Linked DNA regions of Homo sapiens: all the other regions are linked to region 1. A link is an interaction called in ENCODE POLR2A ChIA-PET data of the cell type or tissue named here. Cell type or tissue: MCF 10A. All regions are shown on one strand.

The links. ChIA-PET counts read pairs that join two places held together with the same protein. Peaks named below come from ENCODE experiments on the same cell type or tissue, not always from the same donor. Only the 100,000 strongest peaks of a DNase experiment are listed, where the experiment ranks them.
Region 2: POLR2A ChIA-PET joins it to region 1 with 5 read pairs; 2 of 35 experiments call an interaction of 5 or more read pairs at or near these places.
Region 3: POLR2A ChIA-PET joins it to region 1 with 8 read pairs; 2 of 35 experiments call an interaction of 5 or more read pairs at or near these places.

What each region holds. Positions count from the first base shown.
Region 1 is chr6:54,846,806-54,849,305 of GRCh38, reverse strand. It overlaps FAM83B (family with sequence similarity 83 member B), which reads right to left. Exons shown (of 5, transcript NM_001010872.3): 1 at 2,480-2,500. Among named protein-coding and RNA genes, the nearest start is that of FAM83B, 1.3 kb to the right of the region's middle. In MCF 10A, no CTCF peak of the experiment used is centred here; DNase peaks (open chromatin) are centred at 925 and 1,315.
Region 2 is chr6:54,908,044-54,910,543 of GRCh38, reverse strand. The region is part of intron 2 of FAM83B (family with sequence similarity 83 member B); the gene reads right to left. Among named protein-coding and RNA genes, the nearest start is that of FAM83B, 63 kb to the right of the region's middle. In MCF 10A, no CTCF peak of the experiment used is centred here; no DNase peak of the experiment used is centred here.
Region 3 is chr6:54,899,982-54,902,481 of GRCh38, reverse strand. The region is part of intron 2 of FAM83B (family with sequence similarity 83 member B); the gene reads right to left. Among named protein-coding and RNA genes, the nearest start is that of FAM83B, 54 kb to the right of the region's middle. In MCF 10A, no CTCF peak of the experiment used is centred here; no DNase peak of the experiment used is centred here.

The sequences.
Region 1 (2,500 bases):
TAGACAGTGCCCATGCCCATTGGCACACCTCAGTGGGAAGGAAGCTCCCACTGAAGGCTCTAACACATTTTCTCAGAGAAATGTTGTTGGCTTTGATTCTTGATGGAGTTTAAGTGCTATTTGTACAACTTTTTATCTACGGCATCCTTAAAGCTGGGCTGTGAATAACCATCATTTAGAACTCTGTTTCCATGGGGGAGCGGATGTATTCTGATGTTCAGATGATAAATTCAACAACAAAATTCTAAAATACATTCCATCTCCAGATCAGAAATTAAAGGAACAAAAGCACATTTCAAAATGAACAAAACATTGTGTTTAAAAAGGTGAATTGTGAAACATCCATGGGACATTCACATTTTGCAACTTATAAAGGGACAGACGTGCAAACTTACCTAACTAGATAAACAAGGACAACTTGAAATTTTACCAATAATTCATTAAATTAAGCTAAGTGGCCTCTTTTCAAAAGGTCTCCTCCAACCAGATTTATGTATTAGAAGAGTCCCGCTTTGATGGGATAACAGTTTCACCCCAAGATTCTGGACACTTAAAAGTATAATAACATTACATTTTGGCAACTCAGTATTGTATAATGTAATTAAATGGGAAACAAGTAGGTTAGTTGCTGCAAGGTGAGTCATGGTCAAGAAAATACTCAGTGAATGAACCTCCACCTTAACCTATAAAGAACGGTGGACGGTAGAGGAAATAAAATAGAAAGATTAATAAAATTAATTACTTCATCCCAAAAAAGTTTAGCCAGTTAGCGTCATAAACTCAAGGGCATAAACGTAAAAGACATCACTGAGTCAGCACCAGAGGTGTGGTTTGTCTCCATCTATACAATCTCTTTCAGCAACTGTTCAACTGGTAATGCTTCCCACAATAAATTCTCAGCATCTGCGGTCTAAAGCCTGCCAGCTTTAAAGGCAGGATCCACCCAGCCCCTTAGGCAGGCTCTAGAGGGTGTAGCCAGCACCCTAAATAGGTGTATACCCCACGTGTGCCTGAGCCCCAAAGGCAAGGGGGTGGAATTTGCAATTGGAAGGTGTGGGGACTTCTACTTTTCTGGGAACTATAGGAAGACAGAGAGAAACAAACGCAACAAAGACCTGCACTCCCAACCTTCCATCATTCTGTTTCACATTATTCTCATTCTCCAATCATTTTGAGCCTCCCACCGCCACCCCCACCCCCACTCCAATAAAAAACAAAAAACCCCAGTTTTCTCTTCTAAGTCTCTTTCATCACTCTCTCCCTTCCTGTTGCTTGTCAGCAATGATTCAGCCTCAGTCATGGATTTCCTCGGGGCTCTTGCACTTGTTAGGATGAGAAAGGGAAAGAAGGGAGGTGCCTGCCAGTAACCTAGCAAGATGTTTGTAACTGGGAATTTGGACATAAGCTGTTGAGCATTAAATTCTAGCCTCAATTGCTTGCCACCCGCACACCTTCTTCTTAAGTGTTCTGGCCGCCTGAGCTCTCATTTCCACTTCTAGGTCAGAGAGACCCTATAACTTCACCGCTCCGAGCATAGACAACATGCTAACCTGTGTTTCCATAACCTCCCAGCCTCCTCCTATAAAGAAAGCGCTGTTGTCTCTTTACATACCTATGACTCCTGCAATGAACACAGGCATTCTCTGCCTGTCCATTAACCTTACACAGGTAAGTCTCCCCACATATCACACAGAATAGGCCAAAAGTCTCCAAGTCCCGTTCCAGGAGCAATCTGCTCTAGGCCTACTCTCCTCTTCTAGATCACTCACCAGGATCTAGAGCAGTGGTTCTCAAACTTTGGTAGGTACAGGCTCTCCTGGAGAGCTGCTAGGGCACACAGACCCAGACTCAGGCCGACCCAAGTATGAAAAACACAGGTCGCTACCAGTCTGCACTCAGAAACGGGATCCTGTACAATTAAGAGGTTGTGTGAAAAAACTGTCTTTTCAAGTTCTGCTCCCCACTCAGGATCTAAAGAACACCCACGCCCCTCAGCGACCTAAGCTCTCCCACCTTTTCCCGGAACCCCCCACCCCCATGCCCTCTGCTTCCACCCTGGACTTCCTCCCACGAGACTTTTCCCAGCGGTCTCTCCTCCCGCTTCCCCTCCCGGGGTCCTCGGCGCACTCCTACACTGGAAAAGAGGAAACAAATGCAGCCTCCACGAGGGGCGGCGCCAGTCCTCTGGGGACCCAAACCGACTCCGCCCGAGACAACTTTTCAAACTTCTCAACTCACTCGAACCCCCACGACAATGAAAGAAACGTAGAAAAGACTGAAGCAACTGAGCTTTACACCCTGTGGAATTTCCAATCCCGCCTGCGCTCCCAAGGGAGAGTCCCCTATCCCTCCCGTCCGCCGCGCCGGCCAGGGGCGGGTGAAGCCCCGGGCCCCCCCAGTACCCCAAGCACCTCAACCCTGCACCCGCTGGGGTCCCGTCCGCCGAGGTCCGGGGCAAGGGAGCCCAAACCCCACTTACTTGCCCCAAGCCGCGCGCAAC
Region 2 (2,500 bases), 61 kb before region 1:
CCTGCTGGCACTTCCTACTAGGCAACCTGGTGACCACCAGAAAGGCAGGCAGCAAGGAAGCCCAGCCAATGCAGTCCATGGCATTAGCCTCGGAAAACGAAAGGGCAGAGAAGCATGGAAAATAGATCCGGTAGAGGCGGGAACAGAAAATAGCACGCTAAAGGATGTAGAACAATGAATTCGGATTTCAGAGATATTTAGAAACTAGGTGGCAAATATAAAACCTGACAGTCAATTGGATGGTTGGGTACATGAGGAGAATGTATTTCCAGGTTTCTTGTTGGCTAAGTGATTGGTGTTGTCAATTACAGACATCTGTATATTGATTGTTGGATAGAATCCATCTGGCTTTGGGTCGCTGAGTTCCAGCCATCTATGAAACAGCTAGGTGGAAACTCATTGTGAGCTGGTTTTCATGGTCTGGGTCTCAGAAGAAAGCTCCTGGCTTCCAATTTCCAATCTATCTTTCTTTCAGATAAACTATTTAAAAATAATTTATGGAATCATATATAAATTCTTTACAATGATATTCAGTGTCTACCAAAAGTTAACTTTTCTTCTTAGTTTCACATCTTACTGAATCTTCCATGTGTGCTGCTCTGATGGCCATGTACTTTCCCAATATCATGCTCATGTCGTTCCTTCCATCCAAAATCCCCGTCTTTTCTTTTCTCTAAGAAAATTCAACTCATCTTTAAAGGCACAGGCTTCTGCAGTCCTCTTCATAAAGCCTTTGCCAATTCTCCGAGCCTAAATTAACTGCATCCTAATTTATGCTCCTCTACAGTTTAGGTATACTTTTAGTGGAGTGTTTATTTTATTCAGCCTTGTTGCTTACTTATTACTTTCTTGGGGGCAATAAGTTACTTGAGGGTAGGTGTGGACCTAAGTCATTGCTGTATCCCATCCAATTAACTAATATAACTCAATAAAACTTATTATTCACTGTTATTTCTCCAAAGCATCAGGTACAGTTATTTTCAAATACTAAACATGCAAATAAATATATTTAATGAATATTTCATCTTTTTTCTTTTGAATTCCTGAAAATTGTAATAATTTTCTAAATGAAGCAATGCCTCAGAAATCTCTCATGGTATTAGGTTGGTGCAGAAGTAATTGCGGTTTCACCACTGAAAGTAATGGCAAGAACCGCAATTACTTTTGCACCAAACTAATAGTTTTCATCTGGAATCTACAGCATTCCAAGAGGGAGTTGGATTGGAATATATGGACTGTTATTACTTTGCTTGCTGGTCTTCTGGTTCTAGGTAATATTTTATGCATGAACACCTGTATAAAACAGCTAGAAGACTCCTAAAGGTCACCCGCCATATATTCAAATGAAGTATAACCTGAAATACATTCTAAATGCTACAAGTAATAAATGTAAAAAACATGAATCTTAGTAAATTTGGAATAATAACACTTGCATTGTGGAAGGTATTGTAAAAATCAAATTTCTCAAAACAGCTCTATGAGTTGTGTTAGACAAGTAGTATTATTTCCACTAATACAGACACACGCCAAAGACATCAGCAATAAAAGGTTAAATATCATAGAAACTAATATTTATTTAAGATCACACAGTAAGTGATGAAGTTATGACTAGAACTAGTTTTCTTCTAGATCAGTACTCTACTATTATACTATATGACTCCAGCCCCCTACCAAAATCAAGGACAAATGGGTATACCTGAGGGGTTCCAGAACATAGAATCCAAATTGATCACAGATATATGGCTAATGCTCCATTAATAAGAAGGGTCAAGGAACAGTGTGATTCAAAGTTCCATTCTTGAAGTACACCTGTACCCCATGTTCTGGAATCCTGCCTCAAACTTCTGGCAATTTCCATGTTACTGCCATTTGGGTGAGGCTGGTATTGAATTGTACATTGTCTCTATGATGAGCTATAGCTGAAGCAAGTCTAGGACAGAATCTTAAGTCCGAGAACTTCAATTATAAAAGCACCTAAACCCATTATGGATGAGAAATTATAAAATATAATTTTTAAATTTTTAATTTAGAAATTAGAAATTAACTAATCAGAATAAACCAGATATCAGAAAATGTTCATCTATGCTAAATGCATACAATATTTATATGACAGATTTCAGAGTGTTTGAAGGAGCTCTTTTCTTTGGTAGTAGAATGATACTTTAGGAATAACTCTCAAAAATGAAAGAACCCTATCTATTAAAAGTTAGAATCTCAACAGTGAAAATACAATAGCTCATGGAAGAAATTGCTTAGTTTCTAATAAAAAAATAGAGGAAAGAAAAAACATAAGGGAATAAGGAGTTTGAGAGTGAACGAAATCACTAAATACAACTTCTATCAGTAGAATAGCTATCCTTTACGCAGCACCCACTCTGACAGTAATTGCTAGACTTTTTTTTTTTTTTTTTTCCATGAAATCCCAAGAAGGCAGAAATCTCCATTTGGTCAACAAATTAGACAGCAACAGCTGCCCTGTTATTTTGAAAGTATCAAGCCC
Region 3 (2,500 bases), 53 kb before region 1:
ACCTGCACAATTCCTAATAACATAACCCCAGAAAAGAAGAAATTCGATATAGTAGATATTGGACCTAAGGAATCTCTACCTGTAGAAGTTGGCAGAGTCAAGACAATAGAAATATGATCCAGAATGAGAGCTGGGCACTGTAGCCCATGGCTGAAATCCCAGCTACTCGGGAGGCTGAGGAGGGAGGATTGCTTGAGGCCAGGAGCTTGAGAAATATAATCCAGAATGAGTAAAAATAAATCCATAATTTATAAATTTGCAAACACCTCTGAAATGGAACTTGAGGGCATCTCGGGACAAAGCTTTACTTTTTGGAGTCAGATCATGGAGGACAATTGCTCTGCTATCTTTAAAAATACAGCTTGGTGTCAATGTGAGAAAGAAAACATTGAGATATAGGAAATAATGGTTGACCCAATACACCAATCCCTTCATTATGAGTTAAATGAAATAGAAAATAACTGTGTTGAAAGTGTTTCAGGCAAATAGCAGCAAATTTGCATATTATGAATACAAATAAAGTCATGATTCCTAAGTAAGAGGGACCACGGATGGGAAGACAGCTGACCTGTAAAGGCTTGAAAAGGAGGAAAAATAGGGCTTACAGGAAGGAAATATAGTCTTCAAATTAGCTGTTTGTCATAAAAATGACACACCTGTCACTAAATAACATCAACCTGTCAGAGTTAAAGTGCTTAATTACCTTAAATTGCTTCTCTATAAATCTGGTTTAAAAAATTATCTGAATGTAAAATACTAAATTTTCCTCCAGGTCATTGCAAGAAAGAGCTTAGTACCTTGACCGCATAACTTCAACCAGCAAATATTGTTTATTTTCTTTATGTTGTTTCTTTTATAATGTTATGTTTCAACATTAAAGAATCAAATAAGGGAAACAATGAAATTTTTAATAAGAACCTCTATAAGTTATTAACTTTTTATATCATAGCAATGCTGCATCTCCACATTTTAAAAGCTTCTTTCAGGGAATATGTGATGTGTTATATATTATCTCATGACAGAAAATTCTTTAACATAATGGCTTTCAGAAATAAAACTATCTTGTAACAGGCTTTTATCACATTTGCTCAAGAGGATAATAAGATACAGTGTTGTTGTTTTTTTAAATCGTGAGAAACTTTGTAAACCTGAAACAATTTTACTTACTGATATTCTATATTGATCCAGGTGTTTACCAAATTCCCCTGTCCCACTGGAGTTTACAGTCTAAGAACACATGGTAGATGTATTAAGAGGAGTACAACAGTTGTCAAGGATAACAGCCTGAAAAGAAGGATCAATATAAATTGTGTTCTGAGTTATTTGTCATCTGTAACCTTCAGGCTTTCTTGTTTTAGTCTGTTCAAGAATCCTGGCTTGGCTAGATAAATAAACAGATTCCCAGTTCTTTCCACACATGGATAATAGCTTTTGTTGTCAGTAACACAACATTTTTATAGTGTCAAAGAGCAATCATGTTCTAATAGGCAATTTTAAATTTTGACCTATGATTACTCTTTAATGTCTGAATACACAATTAGAGTTGTTTGAATGTTGAGCCCACGCGTGCCTGCTGTTATTTATTGGATACACATGTGGATACAGTGCTTGTGGTTCTATGCCCACATTTCCCAGCCTTTCTTACTAAGTAGAAGGGGGTGGTCTATCACACTCATCAGTTTTGGCATTTCTCACTTTCTTGTTAAAGGAACTTATTTGAGGCATACCATCATTTAGCTGCAAGCTATAGAGTCAATTCAGCCCTCCTAGGTCAAGCACTGGATTTCCTGTGCATATGTGTTACATATATGTGTATATTGTCACTGACACATACTTATTTCTACATCTGTTCTCCCTTATTTTACCCCTGTCAACAACACTTACTTGATTACGAGCAAAGACAGAATCTATGGCAACAAATAACTTTAAAATAAATGCTTCATTTTGAATATTTTAAAATGAGTTATTTTATTTTTTATATTTTTGAACTATGAAACAGAAATCAGATCAGCTATTAACTTCTTCCTCCAACAGTACTCTCATTTTTTCTGCTTCAATATTCTTCAAGAATAGTACACTCCTGTCAGGCAAAAGCTCACATTACACCTGGTGCTTCCTACTGGGGCCAAAGAAAATGAGCAGTTTGAAAAGTTCCCCCAGAGATCCTGATATGCCAGCATGGGGTAGGATAGGGCCTCCCTCTTTTCTCATCACTCCAACCCACTGAAAGACAATGATCTAAAAATAGATTGGTTCTTTGTTCTTGCTTTCATGTTGTGCCTTGCATTTATATGAAAATACCAAATATTGGAAAGCCCCACCATTAAGGTTATATGTGCTACAGAAATGAATGTACAACAAAAACTTCATGTACATGATATTTTGCATAACAAATGTTAATTTTGACAAAAACTTAGCTTTGAAATGTGATACTGTGTTTTGTAATCATCACTAAACTATATTATCATAGGATAAATTACTAACTTGTTTCATATATCAG